2 separate regions of the Homo sapiens genome follow, and region 2 is linked to region 1. A link is a loop called in an ENCODE intact Hi-C map of the cell type or tissue named here. Cell type or tissue: HepG2. All regions are shown on one strand. Links, peaks and the distances in the headings refer to the core of each region. The heading gives the core; the rest is flanking DNA.

What was found. Hi-C counts contacts between places; a loop is a spot of excess contacts. Peaks named below come from ENCODE experiments on the same cell type or tissue, not always from the same donor. Only the 100,000 strongest peaks of a DNase experiment are listed, where the experiment ranks them.
Region 2: a loop joins it to region 1, with 4 times the contacts of the local background. A loop is called at or near these places in 4 of 110 quality-filtered maps.

The regions. Positions count from the first base shown.
Region 1 is chr3:42,650,754-42,660,360 of GRCh38, reverse strand. ZBTB47 (zinc finger and BTB domain containing 47) reads right to left here and starts at 6,664. Exons shown (of 6, transcript NM_145166.4): 1 at 6,478-6,664; 2 at 533-2,086. The coding sequence starts at 2,005. ZBTB47-AS1 (ZBTB47 and NKTR antisense RNA 1) reads left to right here and starts at 5,973. Exons shown (of 3, transcript NR_125400.1): 1 at 5,973-6,367. RefSeq lists enhancers at 1-117, 118-1,028, 3,690-3,984, 6,049-6,690 and silencers at 5,564-5,643, 5,684-6,043. In HepG2, for the core only: a CTCF peak has its summit at 5,390; DNase peaks (open chromatin) are centred at 5,320 and 7,439; H3K4me3 peaks cover 1,991 bases.
Region 2 is chr3:42,826,972-42,836,578 of GRCh38, reverse strand. All of the region lies in intron 2 of ACKR2 (atypical chemokine receptor 2), which reads right to left. It overlaps LOC124909373 (a long non-coding RNA gene), which reads left to right. Exons shown (of 2, transcript XR_007095895.1): 2 at 620-2,848. Among named protein-coding and RNA genes, the nearest start is that of ACKR2, 22 kb to the right of the region's middle. In HepG2, for the core only: CTCF peaks have their summits at 5,142 (motif pointing left) and 6,021; DNase peaks (open chromatin) are centred at 5,128, 6,008, 6,648, 7,298 and 1 weaker place; H3K4me3 peaks cover 578 bases.

The DNA.
Region 1 (9,607 bases), core at 982-8,981:
CCCCCTCCTCCATACAGCACTTTTGTGGGAAGTGGAGGATGGCATCCCTCTGGGCAAACCCCTCCTCCCATCGTGTGCTCACTTGCTGCAGTGCACAACCTGTGAAACTATACACAGTGGCCCTGCTGGCCTTCCTACAGCCCCCGTGTTTGTTAAAACCCCGTCTGACTCATCCCACCCAGAGTGGCCTGTCTTCTGGCCTTGTCTGCTCAGACAACTCTCCACTCTCATCCTCCCAAGTCCATGTGTCCCCTTTGTCCCTCTGGCCAAGGGTACTGTTTGTTCCAATCCTCTGCACATCTCTTCATGCGCCCAACTCTATCCACCTCTCCCAGGAAGCTCGGCTTGATGTTACCCCTGAGCTCTAACCACCCTGAGAACTGGGCCTGGGCCAGCCTGTCTGGGGGCTAAGTCTGGTCTCCGCAGACCACCTAGGTAATGCAGTCAGCAAGACACTAGGTGCCCAGAGCCCAGTTATGGCCTAGCCCCACCTGGACAGCCTCTGCCCTGCCCCCAGCCACGTGAGGCCCACCTGGATGTTGCGCTCGCAGTCTGTCTGCCTGTGCAGCAGCAGCTCGCTCTCCAGCAGGAAGCGCTTGCCGCACTGGTCGCAGATCTGCATGCGGCTGTGGGTCACATTCATGTGTTTCTCCAGGTACCAGCGGTTGTTGAAAACTCGTGGGCACTTCTGGCATGGATGGTGCTGCTTCTCCTCCAGCTTCACCTTGGCCCCCAGCCCATCAGTGGCTGGCGGCCCTCGGGCCGATGCAGAGGCCACTCCAGGGGGTGGCTTTGGCCTCTTCCCACCCCGCCGCCCAGCTTCTTCAGGTTCAGGGGTACCCCGGCGCCGGGCGTTCTCCCGGGACCGTGTGGCCATGTGACTGTGGGGAGGGGGGTCTGCCCGGCTGCTTCGGCTTCCCCGTGGCCCCTGCTTGCCCCCAGCCTCCCCCTCCTCCCCCTCCTCCTCCTCAGAGCTCTCTTGATCCTGCTCACTAGGCCCTTCCTCCTCTTCCTCCTCCTCTTCCTCTTCCTGCTCACTGTGCCCGTCCTCCTCCTCTTCTTCCTCTTCTCCCTGACTGCCACCCTCTTCCTCCTCCTCCTCCTCCCGTCCACTGCCACCACCTTCCTCTTCCTCTTCTTCCTCCTCCTCCTCCTCGTCGTCCTCCTCCTCCTCGTCCGAGTGTCTCTGCAGCCCGTCCTCCCGGCCCAGAACCACGGTGGCTGGGCTTGGCCCGGCACCTGGCTTCCCCTCTGGCCCCGTGGACACGTGCAGTGTCTGGTTGTTGAGGTTCACCTCCACGATGATCTGGGATTGCTCCCTGCGGCTGTAGGTGCCAGAACCCCCAAGCTCTTCCTCCAACTCTTCTCCACCCTCCAGCTTGCACAAGCTGGCTGGGGGCCCACCGGCCTCCTCGACACCACCCTCCTTCTCCTCCTTAAAGAAGGGCTGGGCTGGCCCAATGGTGGCAGGCACTGTGCCACCAGCAGTCCCTGCCCCGTCCTCAACACGCACCGAGTAAGGGTCAGGGCCCTCGCGGGCATAGATCTTGGGCAGGCCTGGGGTGTCGGCCTCCTGCTTGATGTCACAGTAGTAGGGCGGCGCAGCTGGAGTGCAGCTGGCAGCCGGCTGGGCCAGGGCCACAGTGCCCGGACCTGGTGGGCCTAGAGAGCGGGCGTCCAGCAGCTCTTGGCAGGACGCAGCGATGTCAGCCATCTGCAGCAATGAGGCGGCGCTGAGCACCTCGTGGACGTTGGCCGCGTTGACCAGCAGCTTGGACGTATAGATGAAGTTGAGGATCTGCTGCAGGCCACCAGGTGCCAGTGCCTCCAGGGACAGCTCCACACGCTGCAGCTGCTTGTTCTGGGTGAAGAGTGAGTGGAAGAACTGGCTGTAGGCGGCTAGCACACCCTTGTGTGCCGGAAAGACGCTGCGCTGGGGCACCAGCACCAAGTCCACGTCGCAGAGGTCAGGCTGGAAGAGGCGCTGCTCGTTCAGGCGGCCCATCAAGCAGGCAAAGTGCAGCGCCACGTCCTCCACCAGCGAGAACTCAGCCGCCGGGGAGTCAGTTGTCTTCTCAACCAGCAACTGCGGGGACAGAGGGCACAGGAGTGGGTCAAGGCCAGTGGGCCCCTGCCCGCCCTTCCCCCAGCACCACTCCCAGCATTGCCAGCCATCCAGGAGGCAGCCCATCACTCGTGGCTCCACTTTACAGCAACAGAGCCGAAACTAGCAAGGAAGGGATTCAAGCCTGAGTGAGCTGCCTCAGAGCTCAGGCTCCACTCGTGACCCTCTGAGGCTGAAGATCAGGTCCTGTCACTTTCTGGGCCTCTGGGTCATCTCCTGGGAAATGGGAAAAGTCATCCCAGGAAGGGAAAGGGAAGGAAAGGGGATGAAAGAGAGACCACAGTGACCAACCATCCAGGTTTGCCAGGGACCTGGGCATTTTCTGGGGTGCAGGGCTTTCAGTGCTAGAACCAGGACCATCGCAGGCACACCGGGACCAGGTGGTCACCCCAGGAGGGCCACAGGCATTCCTTCAGCATTTCCTCAGCCCCGTGGATTCTCTCCACATATTCACTCACACATACCAATAAAAGCAAGCTTGCCCAGCCCCAAACACCTCAAGAACAGAAGCCGGGCTCACTGCTCACTGCCCAGTCTCTGGCTACAGAATCCAAGGGGTAGCACCTGAGGGAACCCCTCATCGCAACAGCCATGTGGCTGCTGCAGAAGTTGAAACCTGTGAAGAAATCCAGGCTCAGGGCCTATACCTTCTCCCCACTCTGGTCCTGCTGCACTGCCTGGTGAGGTCTCCTCATCACAGCCAGGGCTTGGGCCAGGCTGCCCCCAACCCCTGCCTGCAGCCTCAGGCCTAGCCCCCAGCAGCTCTCTCTCACTCAGGGGCTCTGCAGGGGTGGAAGGACACAGCTGTGGAACCTGCCTACCATGCTTGCAGGCAGGAGGCCCCCAAGGCCTGCCCCAGATCCTTTTCCCGGTAGACCCCCAGACCCCAGGTCAGGTACGGTCCATGTCCACAGGCTCTGGGAAAGCCCTGCCTTAGAGGCCACACCATCTGGGGCTTCCAGAGCCCTAGCGGAGGCCCTCAATGTCTGATGGGTCAGACTATCAGGCCTGTGGGCCACATCCAGCACCTGTGAATTGCCTGGAATAGAAGCCAACTCAGTCACCCCGGCTCTACCACAGCAGCCTCCCCAAAAGGTGGGCAGCACAGACAGGCAGCCTGCCCAGTCCCTGCACGAGAACCATCACACAGTGATGTGCAGATGTTGTTAATATCCACCAACCACCAGCCCAGCTGGACCAGCACCACTGGTTCCAAGTTCTGGCTCTCCTCAGGGCCTGCCCAACCAGGTCTGAGCCTCCTGCATTCGGGAGGTACCTTGCCACAATATTTTGATGGCCACAAAACCATCAGCTCCATAGCTGTCAGTGCCTCCCTGGGGACCCTGGGATGAATCCTGGCCCCATCCATCCACAGCCTACCGCCCCCCTTCCCCATGCCAGGCCTTCCATCGCCAGGAGAGCAGTGGGTAGGCTGGGATTGGGCAGGGGTGGTGGTGGTTGAGCTCCACTTCTCAGTCACCTGAATGAGAAACCTACCGTGGGCCTCAGCAGGAGCCTCCCTGAGCCACCAGGGGCCACCTGTCTCCAGGCCTGCCCTGGACCCTGCCCCCTACACCCAGCAGCCAGGGCAGCAGCCATCCTGTGTTCCCTCACATCCCAGTCTGGCCAGGCCCCTGGCCAAGGCTACCATCTTCCTTGAGTTCTCCACTACACCCCTTACCCCAGCCAAGAAGCCATCCATCTCCCTCTGTCCCAGGCTGTCCAGGCCTGGCCAATCTAACTGGGACGTGGCACCAAGCCCCTCCCATCTCCCTCCTCTGACTCATTCTGATTCATCTTCTGGGACCAACCCCTACTACACAGATGGAGAAACCGAGGCTCAGAATGAGAGGGTTCCACAGTCCAGAGCCCCTGGACTCCCAGCTCCGCTAAGACCACCCCTTCCTTGCTAGACCCCACATGGCTGGATTTCTGAGCCTTTAATGACTTAAAAAGCGAGAACATCCCGCCACCTGGAGACCAGCCGTGCTTCCCCACACTCACCACTATCCCCTCTACCTGCTCCCTCCTCCCTAGAGCCACTGCACCTGCAGGTCAGTGAAGGATCAGGGTACAACTTGGGTTGCAACAGGGGCTCCTTAGGGCCTCCAGGGGCCAAAGACTGGCAGGAGAAGTGGCTTGGATAAGGGTTTGCTGAAGCCAGGCCTGTTGGGGGAAGTCCACCCCAGGCAACAGAGCCCCAGATCTCTCTGCTCTCCCTTTATGGAATGCCCTCCACTGCCCACCTGTGCCCACCTGCCACAGGGAAAGGGCAACCTTCCCATGTGCACTTTGGCCTCTAGGCCAAATGAGGCCTGACTTTGGCCCTCTGGCCTCTCAGCAGGAAAGGAGGGGAGTGCTTTCTCAAACACTCCATTGCTAAGGTAGTACTCTCAGCCAAGGCAGCACCATCCTTGGCCCTTGGGGGGCCCTAAACCTCATGACCTGATTGGACTCTCTTGACTGGGCACAGAGATGCTGCCCGAGTCCACAATTGGCAGCCCCTCAGCAGGGTTCAGCCACCCCCATGTCTGGCCCCTCCCACACAATGCCCACCAGCTGTGCTGGCCTCCACAGCCAGATGTGCTGGTTCCCGGAAGCAATGCGTGCCCCTCCCCATCCGGCTGTGCCAGCTGCAGTCCAGGTCACTCCAGCCTAGCTAAGATGCAGGACCAGGGAGGTGGTCAGGCACTCTGGTTGCCAGGGGGTTTCATGCCCTCAAACCCTTGCCCCAAGTCAGGCTGGGGATTGGCCAGGTGCCAGACATCTCTCCAGGCTGCTCACCCAAGTCAGAGCCTTCTACACCTGAGGGGTACCTTGCCTCACTGATGAGAAGCCTCATCTCTCTACCCTGCCTCAGAGCCTCCCTGGAAGGCCCCATGATGAAACCTGGGGAGTCCATCTGCGCCCCCCTCCCATGTCAATTCTTTCTATGCTGGGCAGCAGTGGGGGGGCCCAGACTGAGCAAGGGGGCACAGGCTCATGACCTCTAGGCTCCTCCTTTTGGTGAGGGAGTGTCCATGCCAGCCTCCTCTGTGCACTTACCTCCCCTCTTTCCCTTGGAAATAGACCCAGAGAGGGCGGGGGATCTGCCCAAGGTCACACAGGAGTTGGTACGGGAGCTCTGGGTGTCCTCCCACACCCCCTTGGCCCGGGTCATCCCGAATCCCCAGGCAGGGCGGCTCCAGCGCCCACGTGGCCCAAGGCCCAGGCGGGAATCCGACTCCCTCTTCCCCCCATTACCCAGCCCGAGGGCGGCGCCGTCCGGGCGCAGGGGAGCGCCCCCCTTCGCCGGTGCCTAGCAAGACCTCAGCCTCGCGCGCCGGCGCCCCCACCACAGGAATTTAACCCCCTCCCCACCGAGAGCAGCGCCACAGCGCCGCATTCCCGGCCCGCGGGACCCAGCAGATGGAGCCGGGAGACCGGGGGAGGGGGGAAGATCCCTCCAGCCCCTCCACCCGGGCCCGCGGGCCGTGTGCCTGGGAGGTCAGAGCTGGCAGGTGGGCGGATAAGCGGGGGGACAGGCAGGGCCCTGCGTACCATGGTGCCGTGGCGCTGGGGGCTCACAGGGCCCCGCGGGATCGCGCTGCCCCCGGCGGCCAGGCCAGGGCCGCTCCATGAAGCGCCGCGCTGGGGGCCGCCCCCGCGCAGGGCCCCGCGACCATGGCCCCCGGGGGCGCGGCCAGGCAGGCGGAGGCGCAGGGCCGCGGCGAGTCCAGCGCCAAGCAGCTGCGGCCCCAGAGCCTCGGGCGCGGCGGGCGGGGGGCGCGGGGCGCCGATTGGAGCCCGCGCGTCAGCTGGGGCCGCCGTCTGGACGCTTAAAGGGCCAGGCCGCCTGCGTGCCGGCGGGGGGCGCGGACACGCGTGGTGTGCGCGGTCCCCGTGCAGCCCGCCCTGCCGCAGGCTGCCCTCCACCCCCAGCCCCAGCTCCAGCCCCCAGCCCGTCCCCACTGCTCATATCCGAGCAGATAGACCCCGGCCCCACCCTCCCGTGCTGAGCCTCCTTTCTGCCGGGAAGTTCGTCCGGGAGTCAAACATCGCTGCCCTCCGGTTGCGCCACGGAGGGGGAGCCAGGATAGGAAGCTGCCGTGAAATCAGGAAGCTGAGCGCGCCGGGCCCCGGATCCGAACAGAAAAGGCTTCCACCCGCTCCCCTGAGGGATCCCACGCTGAGGGACTGAACCCCGCACCCCAGCCGCGCTCACCACCCCCACCCTCTCGCCTGGGCTGCTCTGACCTGGGGGTGAGTCTGGGGTCCCCAACTGGTCCAGTCCCCCATCCCTATCCCAGGGCGGCGCAGGGCTCATTTTGCTCTGTGCCTCCAGGACTTGGCTCCAGTGGACCCATACCTACCTGGCGGCCTCATGCTGCATAGGGCCACCCAGGGCAGGAGATTTAAATCCCAGGACTACAACCGCAGCGATCAAATCATCTAAGGTGACTGGCCCAGGGCCAGGAGACAGAGGGACCAGAGGAGTAGGGACCAGAGGCCCAGGCCCCACTGTGCCCCTCTAGCCGTGTGACCTGACCACTGCTGAGTGGCCCCCTTGCTCAGCCTCTGCTGGGGAGATGCAGCCAGGCTTGCGGAATGCTGCTCTGGCATGGACACCCGTGGGGGCAGGGGGCTGGCTCTGTTGGCAGGAGGCTGTAAAGGAAGGCTGCCAGGCTGAGCAGGCAGCAGGGTGGGGACCACGGGGCACTAGACCTGGCAAGGTCTGGATGGTGACTGGGCCACCATTGTAGAGGAGAGGCCTCTGTGGACATCCCCTCCTCCTACCCCAAGCTCACTACTGCCCATCCTGGGTCACTCTCATGTTGCCCCCATCCTGATATTCCACACCCCTCCCCACATATGTGCGCTTGTGTTTACATACAAGTCCATGTCCAGCTGCAGCAGTATCTCCTGGGTATGTTGTCCTACTCACGAGTGGGCAGGAACTCTGGCGCTGGCTCAGGGTGACTTGGTTCTAGGTGCCAGAGGAGAAATGGAGGAGAGACCAGGGTATTAGGCAGGTGCTGTGAAACAGCCTGATGGTCTGTCCTGTAAGATTGCAAGGGCCTCCTCCCCCACCCCCACTCTCTGCCAGAATACGTAGGGCCTCAGGATAAGGCTATCCCAGAGCTAGGGAGAAAATGTCTCAGGGGCCAAACCTGGGGCATCTGGAAGCCCCTGGCAGCTGCTGCAGACATCCTGTACCTGCATGGGTGCACAGACAGCTGGCCCAGCTCCCAGAGGCCCCAGGTTAAGGCCAGGCCAGAGCAGCTTACATGCTTCTGACCAGCTAGCCCGCTGAGGGCTGCCTTCTGCCTCTTCCTCCCCAGCCCACTTCCTCATCTGACTCACAGTGGATCCTAGCACCGGCCCAGGAGTTAGTTAGGGAGGGGCTGTGTGCCCATTGGTTGGATAAGGACTCTGAGGCTCAGAGCGGGACAAATCACTTAGGCATCAGCATCAGGAGCCAGGGGAAGGGGAGGTGGGGAGAAGGGACCCCTCCACGGGCTGGAAGAAGCCTGGCAGAGAGAGCTGCATGGGACATTGCTAGGCCCACTGCCAAGCCAAAGCTTGACAGAGGGTGTGGCCAGCGTGACTGAGGTAGTGATGCTGGCCCTATGGGGCCTTGCTGGGGCCTTAGCTCCAGCAGTCAAGCTGCAGAAAGGGCTGGAGGTTGGGTGAGAAGGGAGGGGACAGGTGGTGGGGAGGCACTCAGTCTCCCTGAAGGCCTCGGCTGTTCCCCTCTTGCTTCTCTGGCCTGCAGCTCATCAGCTGGGGAGTCCCAGGGCAGAGCCTGAGCTCTGTGAGCAGCTGTGGGCACCTGGCAACACTGGACCTGGCAGGAAGGAGTGGTTTGAAGAGCTGTCTGGTGGGCCCACAGGGCTGCTCAGAGCTGAGGCTTGAACTTGAACATTAACTAGAGCAATGAGGGAGTGAAAGGGCTTTCCAGACAGAAAGCCTGCAAAGGCCAGGAGGTGGAGACAATTTAGCATCTGCAGGGAACTAGAGGGGATTTGGTGTAGTGGAGTCAAGATTCCTATCGATCAGGAGTTGTCTGGTTGGTGGGAGTGAACAGGTGGAGCTAGGCAGAGGCAGAATTTCTCTCTTGGTCCTGATGAGGGGCATGCAGTAGGAGCTTCACTTCAGGGAGGTCAAGGCAGGCTTTCTGGAGGGAGGGACTGAGTTATTGGGGAGTTGACTCCTGGGCCAGAAATGCATGCCCCAGGGGTGAGTCAGGAGTCTGGAGACGCTCACCCAGCAAGGGCAGAGCTTAGTGATCCTTCACATATTTGGGATTGGGTCCTGACAAGGTCAGCAAAGCTATGCCCCTGCCTCTAGAAGACAGCTCATGGGTTTTCTCTCAATTTCCCTAAGTATCTACCCTCAGTGCTGGAGTGTCCCCAGGCTTAGTTGGGGAAACCAGATTCAACCCCACTGAAGTTAGAAAGAACAGCCCAGGTTGTGGGTATGCGTATGTGTGTGGGAACAATGCAGGACTGAGTCAGCCCGGAGGGCATGGAGCTGTGTGTAGCTGAGCCTGGGGAAGAGGGAGAGCAGAGTGGGCAATGCCAGAAAAATACAGGCAATGCAACTCAACTCGCACAGCATGTGGCCAGTGGGCTGGCAGGGAAGTTCAAAGCTACCCACTAGGCGCTGATCCGAAGCCCAAAGTTCTAGTAGGGCGGGAAAACATGAATCCCCAGGGTGTGGGGTGGGTTAAGGGTGGAGTTTACACCTGAATTCTGCCTCCACTGAACCCAGCACTAATAGGCTACAGCTGCCCTGGGTTGGGGGCCTCATGCAAACCGGTAGGTTGCCTGGTTCCCTCACAGCATAAACATCATGGCTTTGGCATTTCACGTCTCTCTTGCAGCTTCTAGGATCCTCTCCTGCCCTGTTGGTTCTGGGGGCCTTGGGCCTCTCCCTAGTGAGTGAACCTGGCTCCACACATGAACCCTCTGGGACTCCTTCACTTCTCCTAGAGTCACCACCTCAGGGGCCACCACCTCTGAACCACTGATGTATGCTTGGTTTTCTAAACGTTTAATACACCACAGTTCTAGGAGGAGGAATCCCTAGCATCCATTTTTCAGATGAGCTGAATTATAGAGGTCAAGCAAATTGTCCTCCTTCCAGTTACCCAACTGGGAAGTGGCAGAGTTGAACTTGAACCCAAGCAGCCTGGTTCTGGCCCAGAGACCTTAACGATTGTACCATAGCATAGTTGCTCATAGAAGTCCCCCTGCTTCTTCAAAATAAAACCAAATTAGGCTGGAGGCATTGAGGTCAGTGGGGACTCTTCTTAGGCTTTCTCTGGGAACCTGGCCTGATGGGAGATTTTAGTTGCTAGAGGTCCTAGGTGACCAGAGGCTGGTGAAGTGCCAGCCTATACACCCAACCCCTGTGGGCCAGGTCCACTGGGAGGCAGACTCGTCTGCAGGCTGGGAAGGGATGAGCACCCCTGGTTGTCTCTCATGTCTGAGTGTGCCA
Region 2 (9,607 bases), core at 784-8,783, 180 kb before region 1:
AATGGTCAACAGAACGCCACAGGGCCCTTTCCATCTGAGTTGTTTCTCTGGATTTCTTTTAATAGACCCTGGTATACTGCTGGAATAGAGGTGCCGTATGGAGTCTAGGGTGGTCTGGGCTGCAAAGGAACACAGAACCTAAGTGAGGACTTGATAATAAGAAAGCAACAGACAAGTAAGAAACCTCTTGGGGTTGGAATGCCAGCTAGATAACCATGTTGATATGGCCTGAGTCCCAGGATCTGGTGGATTGTGGAATTGCAGCTCTAGGGTTCATCTTGATCCTTGGAAGAGATTCAGGGCACTTAAAGCCTTATTACAAAGTTTTATTTAGTTTTGCTGGTGCTACAGTTTTGCTTTTATCTCATCACAACTTTGGAGGTGGGAGAGAGGTGTGGTTTGTAATTTATATATATGTTTGGAAAATTGTTCCATAATACGTGAATTACTCTCAGTTTAGATATGAGATTTTTCTGGGGAGGAATGCATTCCTGGAGCAGTTCTTCTGACTGTAGTAATACCTGCCTTTCTCAGGGGTTGCCTCAGACTACCCAGAGAATAAGCATAACACAACTCAGACCTGGCAGACAGCTTCTAATGCACCAATCATCTCTTCTAGGGTGCTTCTATGATGCTCCTTCACCCAACTGTACCCCATAGTAAGATGCCCAGGCTCGGGTGGGCAGAAGGAGGAAGGAGGGACCTGGGAACCACGAGTCACCCATTTCAGTGGAGGTTGAATACGCAGAATCAGGAAGCACAGAAATCCACACCCATATCATAATGAAATTGCAGCACACCAAAGGCAAAGAGAAGATCTTTAATGCAGCCAAGGAAAAAGCACAGATTACAGAGAGCAGACGCTGAGACTGAGAGTAGACTTCGTAGTGGCCACAGTGGGAGCCGGAAGCCATGGGATACAGTGAGTGTGACTTGGGACTCTTCACCATCAAATTAGAATCAGGAGTTGAAATTGATGGTTGTTCAAGAATCTGCTCACGGTAAAGGGCATTTCCAGATGGGAAACAGAATTTATCACAACACGAAACTCAGGAGAGTGAGACTCAAGGAACTCACTGAAGAACGTACTTCCAGCAGAAGGAGAGTGGTCCTGGAGAAAGGGTGTGATTCTGAGATAGGCAGATGAACAGAGCAGTCAGTGAAGACGTGAGCAACGGAAAGCAACGTGGACTCTAAAGCTCTGTTAACTGGGTGACCCTGGTTATCTGGGTTGCGGGGAGAAAAATTAGAGCCCTCACCAACACCACACAGCAAATAAGCTCTGAATGTTTTAAAGCCTAGAAGATGCTATGGGAGAGCATCTTCATGGGCTCTGGAGATGAAAGGCCTTCTTTAACAAGGTCCTAAATGCCCAGTGAAGGAAAACATTAAGAAATTCAGGCCGATCGTGCTGGCTCATGCTTGTAATCCCAGCACTTTGGGAGACCGAGTTGGGTGGATCGCTTGAGCCTAGGAGTTCAAGACCAACAAGGCAAAACCCCATCTCTACCAAAAAAGTGCAAAAATTAGCCAAGGGTGGTGGTGCGTGCCTGCAGTTCCAGCTACTCGGGAAGCTGAGGCAGGAGGATCACTTCAACCTGGGAGGCAGAGGCTGCAGTGAGCCGAGATCGGGCCACTGGCACTCCAGCCTGGGTAGCAGAGTGAGAAACTGTCTCAAAAAATAATAATAAAAAAAAAATTTGCCCGGGCACAGTGGCTCATGCCTGTAATCCCAGCACTTTGGGAGGCCAAGGCAGGTGGATCACGAGGTCAAGAGATCGAGACCATCCTGGCCAACATGGTGAAACCCCATCTCTACTAAAAATACAAAAAATTAGCTGGGCATGGTGGTGCGCACCTGTAGTCCCAGCTACTCAGGAGGCTGAGGCAGAAGAATCACTTGAACCCGAGAGGTGGAGGTTGCAGTGAGCCGAGATCACACCATTGTACTGCAGCCTGGCGACAGAGTGAGACTCCATCTCAAAATAAGTAAATAAATAAATTAATTAATTAATTAAAAAATTAAAATAAAAAAAATTACCCAGACATAGTGGCTCGAGTCTATAGTCCTACATATTTGTGGGGCTGAGGTGGGTGGATCACTTGAGCCCAGGATGTCAAGGATGCAGTGAGGCATGATCGTGTGACTGTACTGTAGTCTAAGCAACAGAGTGAGACCCTGTCTTCCCTACCGAAAAAAAAGAAAACACACAACATTTATCCATTAGGTTCTCGTCTTATATGGACACCCAAAACAATTGCATAGTAACATCAAAGATCATTGATCACAGATCACCATAGCGGTATAATAATGATAATGTGGCTGGGCACAGTGGCTCACGCCTGTAATCCCGGTACTTTGGGAGGCCGAGGCAGGTGGATCACCTGAGGTCAGGAGTTCGAGACCAGCCTGACCAACATGGCAAAACCCCATCTCTACTAAAAATACAAAATTAGCCGGGCGTGGAGGCGCATGCCTGTAATCCCAGCTACTCGGGAGGCTGAGCTGAATTGCTTGAACCTAGAAGGTGGAGGTTATGGTGAGCCAAGATCGCACCACTGCACTCCAGCCTGGGCAACAAGAGCGAAACTCTGTCTCAAAAAAAATAAAAATAAAAATAATGAAAATGTTTGAAATATTGCATGAATTACCAAAATGTGACACAGAGACACAAAGTGAACACATCCTGTTGAAAAAATGGCTCTTGTAAGACTTGCTCAACACAGGGTTGAAAATCTGGGTTTCTAAAAAAACACACATAATCACTAATATGTTTATCTGTATCCAATAAAAGAAAATGGCCTTAAAATACAATATTAATATGATCAATAAAGCCACAGAAGTCTGGTTTTGTAATGCAGTTTTTTTTTTAAATGATCTCTCAAATCGTCATTCCCACTAAGTAGTATGTGTGGTCAAATCCTATTCTAGAACTGGGCAGTACAGTAGTCACTAGCCATATTTGGCCATGAAGCACCTGAAATGTGACTAGTCTGAACTGAGAAGTACAAGCATAAAGCACATGTCAGATTTCAAAGACAGTACAAATAACGGAATGTAAAATATCTCATTAATAATTAATAATTGTATAGTGTACACTGCTTGGGTGATGGGTGCACCAAAATCTCAGAAATCACCACTAAAGAACTTATGCATGTAATCAAACACTATCTGTTCCCCCAAAACCTATTGAAATAAAAAATACTTTAAAAAATAAAAAATAAAAATAAACAAAATATCTCATTGTTATGTTGATTACATCTTGAGATAATTTGTTTATATTTTGGGTTAAATAAATACATCATTCAAATTAATTTCACTTGTTTCTCTTTAGGGCTTTAATGTTGACTATTAGAAAATTTAAGGCTGGGCAACTTAGTGAGCCCTCATCTCTACAAAAAAATTTATAAATTAACCCAAGCACAGTAGCTCATGCCTGTAATCCCAGCACTTTGGGAGGCCAAGGCGGGCAGATCGCTTGAGCCCAGGAGTTCAAGACTAGCCTAGGCAATGTGGAGAAACCTCATCTCTACAAAAAACACAAAAATTAGCTGGGTGTGGTGGCACATGCCTGTAGTCCCAGCTACTCGGGAGGCTGAGGTGGGAGGATCACTTAAGCCCAGGAGGCAGAGGTTGTAGTGAGCTGAGATTGTGCCACTGTACTCCAGCCTGGGCAACAGAGTCAGACCCTATCTCAAAAAAATAAAAATAGAAAAATTAGCCAGGTGTGGTGGCATGTGCCTGTAGTCCCAGCTACTCAGGAGGCTAAGGTGGGAGAATCGCTTGAGCCTAGGAAGTTGAGGCTGCAGTGAGCCATGATCATGCCACTACACTCCAGCCTGGTCGACAGTGAGACTCTGTCTCAAAAAAAAAATTAAAATGACACATACGGATCATATGGTGGCTCACCTGTTTTTATTGGACAGCACTGGTCTAGAGTATTTCATTGCTGTGCGTTCCGTATGCGGTGATGGAGTGCCCTAATCTGATAGATGAACTGGTGCAGGTTTTTGCATTTTCTTAATTTGATAGCACTACATTTTCTTTTTCTTTTTCTTTCTTTTTTTTTTATTCTTTTTTTGAGACAGAGTATTGCTCTGTTGCCCAGTCACCCAGGCTGGAGTGCAGTGGCGCAATCTCAGCTCACTGCAACCTCTGCCTCCCCAGTTCAAGTGATTCTTATGCCTCAGCCTCCTGAGTAGCTGGGATTACAGGTGCCCACCACTATACCCAGCCAATTTTTGTATTTTTATTAGAGACAGGTCCTCACTGTGTTGGCCTAGCTGGTCTCAAATTCCTGGACTCAAGTGATCTGCCCACCTCAGCCTCCCAAAGTGCTGGGATTACAGGCATGAGCCACCACGCCTAGCCTGATGGCAATGAATTTCTAACAATTAAGGGTCATGACATCTTAAGAGATGGAGGCTTTCTGGTATTAGGCTGTTCTTGGTGCAGTTGCCACTAGAGGAAAGGGGAGGGTCATCTCTATCTTTCCAAAAATCTCAGTCTCCAAAGTTTTGTGTTTCATTTCACTACCATTAAACCATACAATGATTTAATACCAATTCTAAGTACAAAATTCATAGACATAATTTCTGGCTGAATAAATTGGTTCTGCCTCTTTAAATTTCTAGTGATATTAAGGCCCATGTATTTCCCTATGTTCACTTGATTTTGAAACTATCAAACCTTTCACCTACTAGTAATTGCATTTTTGGCATCATGGTCCATGAAAGGAGAGTCAGGAGACAGTAACCACAGTAAGTTGAACAGGGAAAGTTTAATATAAAGATGTATTGACTATTTGAAGAGAAGTAACTACTACAAGAGAATTGAAGAGAACTCTAAAGAACATCCTAGGCAGAGGGAGACTACTTACAAAAGTACTAATTTGGAAGAGAAGGGAGCCCTGCCCCAAAGCTAGGATGCAGACCTCCTTTGAGAGGGTGCGATTGCAGCTACTGGATGGCACAGATGTTCAACTGGGTTGCCCTAGATGGAGCTCATCCACACTCAGCAGCTGGGGCTAGCAGGCAGGAAACTATGGGTCAAAACTGGCAAGCAGCATCCTGGGCAACTGAAGCTGGAGGGCAAGAAACCACTGCCATTGGCCAATGAAATTAGCCCTCCAGCGCCCCCTGCTGATAAAGTTTAGCATCATGCCAGCTGGCAAAGAAGAAATGTTTTAACGTCACAAAGCAATGAAGGTTGGATTTGAAACAGGCAGGCATTAAGTGACAAAAGGTACACCTCCTTTAAAGGTGGGGGGTCTGCTGTTTTGCTCTTGGGATATTTTTAACAGGTCCATAAGAGACTTTTCACTGAAAAGAATTTTCCCAACATCACTAAGGAGGTTTTGCAACTTCTCCTAGGTGAGCGTGGCAGTCTCGGATTTCACCTTTTATTTTTTGTTTTTCAACCCATCTCGCACACTGATAGCCTTTTACTCTTTAAGCCTCGTCTTCTCACAAATCTCTGGCTCCATCTGGCCACGATGAGAGTTTCTGTTTTTCTTTTTCTTTTCTTCTCTTTTTTTTTATTTTTTTTGCCTGAAGTTTAATTTCAGAAAATTATAGTCCCAGGATCACTCTCAGAAAACCACAGGTTTTTAGTCATTTCTGGTACACCAATCCCAAATTATACAGAAAAAAGACCAAAATGTTTAAAATTAACTGACTTGGGGGAGGTTGGAGTTCCCTTCCTCATGCAGACCGGAGCATCCATAGAATGTCTATCTAGCCTAAGGGGATATAGAATGCACCTGATTTTGAGGGGTCTGGGAAGAGAGGGATAAAGAGAGGCCACACAGTCCAACCAACACCCCAGCAGATTCAGTTTCTGATGCTTGCCTGAAGCAACAAAGACTTTCTGAAAATAAAAAAAAAAAGAAAAGAAAAAAGGCAGAACTTACACCTCATCACCAGGAGACAAAGGCAGGGAGGGGGACTTGAAAGAAACACATTACAGGATTTCACCAGCGGGGAGCTTCTTGTGTCCTGCACTACACCTCTTCTCCTCTCAGAGTCACTATTGCTCCATATCTTGTTTTCAATATGCCAAATTTGGGGGAGGGGACAGACAAAATTTTAAAACAAGATTTTGCCACTTTTAGGGGTTGCATTACAGAATGAAGGAAGAGGAAAGAAGAGTTTATCAATCAAAGGCTGGGCGTGGTGGCTCATGCCTGTAATCCCAGCCCTTTGGGAGGCTGAGGCAGGGAGATAACTTGAGGCCAGGAGTTCAAGACCAACCTGACCAAGAGGGTGAAACCCCCATCTCTATTTTAAAAAAAAATTAAATAAATAAGAAGTGCTTATCAATCAGAGGCTAACGACCAGCATCCTCCAATTCCTTAGACATACTTCCTTTGATACAGGAATACTATCTAAGACCCCCTCTATGATTGCCACATGGTCATTGGAGGAGGAGAGGCCTTGGGACAGTTAGGCAGGAAAGAGGAAGCCTCATAACATTCAGGAAGAGAAATATGAACCCTGTTATAAGGGGTATTTGAAAGAGGGTATTGAAAACAAGTCCCAATATTTGTTTAGTAAATATTAGACATCTATGAAAGAATCACAATGTTTGTTAGTTCAGAGTTTAGGTTTTGGAATATGAGACCTGAAACTGGATTATGGGGGCTGATTTTCTTTTGAGAATAGGGTCATGTAGGATGACCTGCTGCCCCTAAACTCTTCTTGCCTCTACGCATGTACCCCGGTGCCCTTTGCAGTCAAGGTACAGCCCCTTCAAGTTTTCCCATGTTCTGTTTTGTGTCTCATTTGCCTCTCAGTTGGCATGAAGACTAAAAGAGTTACGTCACATGGCAGAGGACAGAGTGCAGATGCAAGGGGTTGATGGTCAAGAGGTCCCTCTCCTAGTCCCAACTGTGCTATAGGAAGAAGGGCAAGCCCCAATCCTCTTTAGGCCACAGGGTCCCTATCTATAAAATTAGAGAGGGTACAACTCCACGGCCCTATCGGAAAAGTGATAGGATGAGTGACCCGAGGGAGCTAGAATATGGGGGAAAGGTGACAAGAATGAGCAGCAGAGCCAAGAGCTCATGGCCTGATCTCCTGGTAGGAACATTAGGGAAAGTGACTCACCCTGGGCCAACCAGAATTGCCCCTCATTCCTGGCCTACCACTCCCATTTTCTCCCTTCACTTCTTTGGGAAGAGAATTTCTGATGAGTCAGAGATGGTTTACCTTTGTCACTAGCTCAATAGGGGCTATTGCCTGGAACAGAGTAATGTGGATAATTCATTTGCATCTAGTGAGCTAATATTGTTTGGAAGCTGACACACCTATGTGGACTTATGAACAGCAATTTTCCTGTGCCATGCCTCTACCAAAGTCCACGTTTGCCACCTTCTGGTATTTTTGCATTGATGAAATGTGTATCTTACACATTCCAACCTCTGTGGCCTTTTACTCACCCTCATTTTCTTCTCCCCTTCTCTCCATCCAAAGATCGCCCATTCTTTCACCCTGTTCAAGTCCACTCTATACCAGGACACCTGCTCTGTTCCTTTTCTAACTCTTTAATTCCGTCCAATTTCAGATGGCTTGATGCTCCCCTCTCCCAGGAGTGTTTTGCCCTAAACTGACTGTCAATAAATGTGACCATGATGATCACAATAAAGATATCACTCATTTAGTCCACTAATATATACAACTATGGGCCTGCTCTTATATTATCCTCCTATTTCATTTAATGTGTGCTACCATAATTGCAGGTATTGTACTTCACATTATGATTCTATTTTCAGAGGTTACTAGAGAAAAGAGTTTGCAGTCTGTCTTGATAACCTTCTTCATCACACTGTATTCTTGAAAAGAATCCCCTGATTAGCCCCCCAAATCATCAGTCTTTGTCCTGAATTAGACAGAATAAAGTGTCTAACTGGCATGTGAGATAAATTCGCCGCTCCAAATCTCCATATCTCCAAATCTCATCCTCAGACCTTCCCAGAACATTCACAGACAGGTAGGCACTAGGAGAATAATAAGTCTCAGAAAACATTCCTTTTGGTTCCCCTTAAAACAAGATGTTGCCACTTTTAGGGGCTGCATTGTGGAAGGAAGGAAGGGAGAAGAAAGAAGTGACCTTCTCACAGTCACTTGATCTGACTTTCCTTATCTGAAATCAAAATATAATGCAAGCTGGCCAGGCGCGGTGGCTCACGCCTGTAATCCTAACACTTTGGGAGGCCAAGGCAGGTGGATCACCTGAGGTCAGGAGTTCAAGGCTAGCCTGACCAACATAGTGAAACCCCATCTCTACTAAAAAATACAAAAATCAGCTGGGCGTGGTGGCAGGCATCTGTAATCCCAGCTACTTGGGAGGCTGAGGCAGGAGAATCACTTGAACCCTGGAGGCAGAGATTGCAGTGAGCAGAGATTGCACCACTGCACTCCAGCCTGGGTGACAGAGCAAGACTCTGTCTCAGAAAAGAAAAGAAAAGAAAAGAAAAAAAAAAAAATATATATATATATATATAATGCAAGCATCCTTTGACATATCCTCCTGGGATTAGAATTTATGACTACAGCTCTTTCCTTTCCCTGTTGACTTTACACATGATTTTGCAGGCTTATGGTTTATTTTATGGAGAAGACTGAAGGGTGTGTGGTAGCTAAAGGGCAATTCATTTTTCTTGCTCTGCCCAAAGTTAGCAAACAACCATCAACAAGTCCTAAATGGGAGTGTGGGGGCGTCTCCCTGTGGGTGAGAGTGTCCACGCACAGGCTGGATGATGACTAGAAATCAGAAACCCTGAGGGCTGTTCCAGCCTCACAATTCCACAAGCCTCTTTCCCACGCATGGGGAGAGAGACAAAGTGAACAAGTCCAATCCCCTAGTGCCTTCATCTTGGCACTTGGTCAAATCTTGTCTTAAAGGTTTCCTACATTGGTATCTCGTAGATCTCTTAACTAAAATGTAGGTTCCCCAGAGGCAGAGTACACTGCCTTGCTTCTCCTTATCCATAATCCATTGTAGGTAGTTTATGGCTCTGGATTGACAAAGTGCTCAATAACCAGCAGATTCTTTCAGCCTTTCGATGACATGCTTTAAAGTTACCACTAGAAGTAAGGTTTCAGTGATATGGAGATACAGTTACAACATGGCTCTGCACAAAGAAACCCATAACATCAGAATTTAGAAAGACTGAATTGGAATAAAAGTTATAATACAGTTATAGGTGTTGGCAGAATTATAGAAATTCAAATGAAGAAACTACATTTTACTTAGGGAGATGGATTAAGAAATATTTGACACAAGAAATCCTTTGGACCTGTGACTCAAAGAATGAATAATGTTTAACCAGGTGAAAAGTGAATACCTAAAACTGATATAAGTAAGACACTCCACCCAACAACTGCAAAATACATGTTCTTCTCAGGTGCACATACAGCATTCTCCAGGACAGAGAATATGTTAGGCCATATAACAAGTCTCAATGCATTCAGAAGAACTGAAACCATATATAATATCTTCTCCAACCATAATGGAATTAAACTCAATCAATAACAGAAGGAAAAATTTGGGGAATTCAAAACCATGTGGAAATTAAACAACACACTCCTAAATAACCAATGGGTC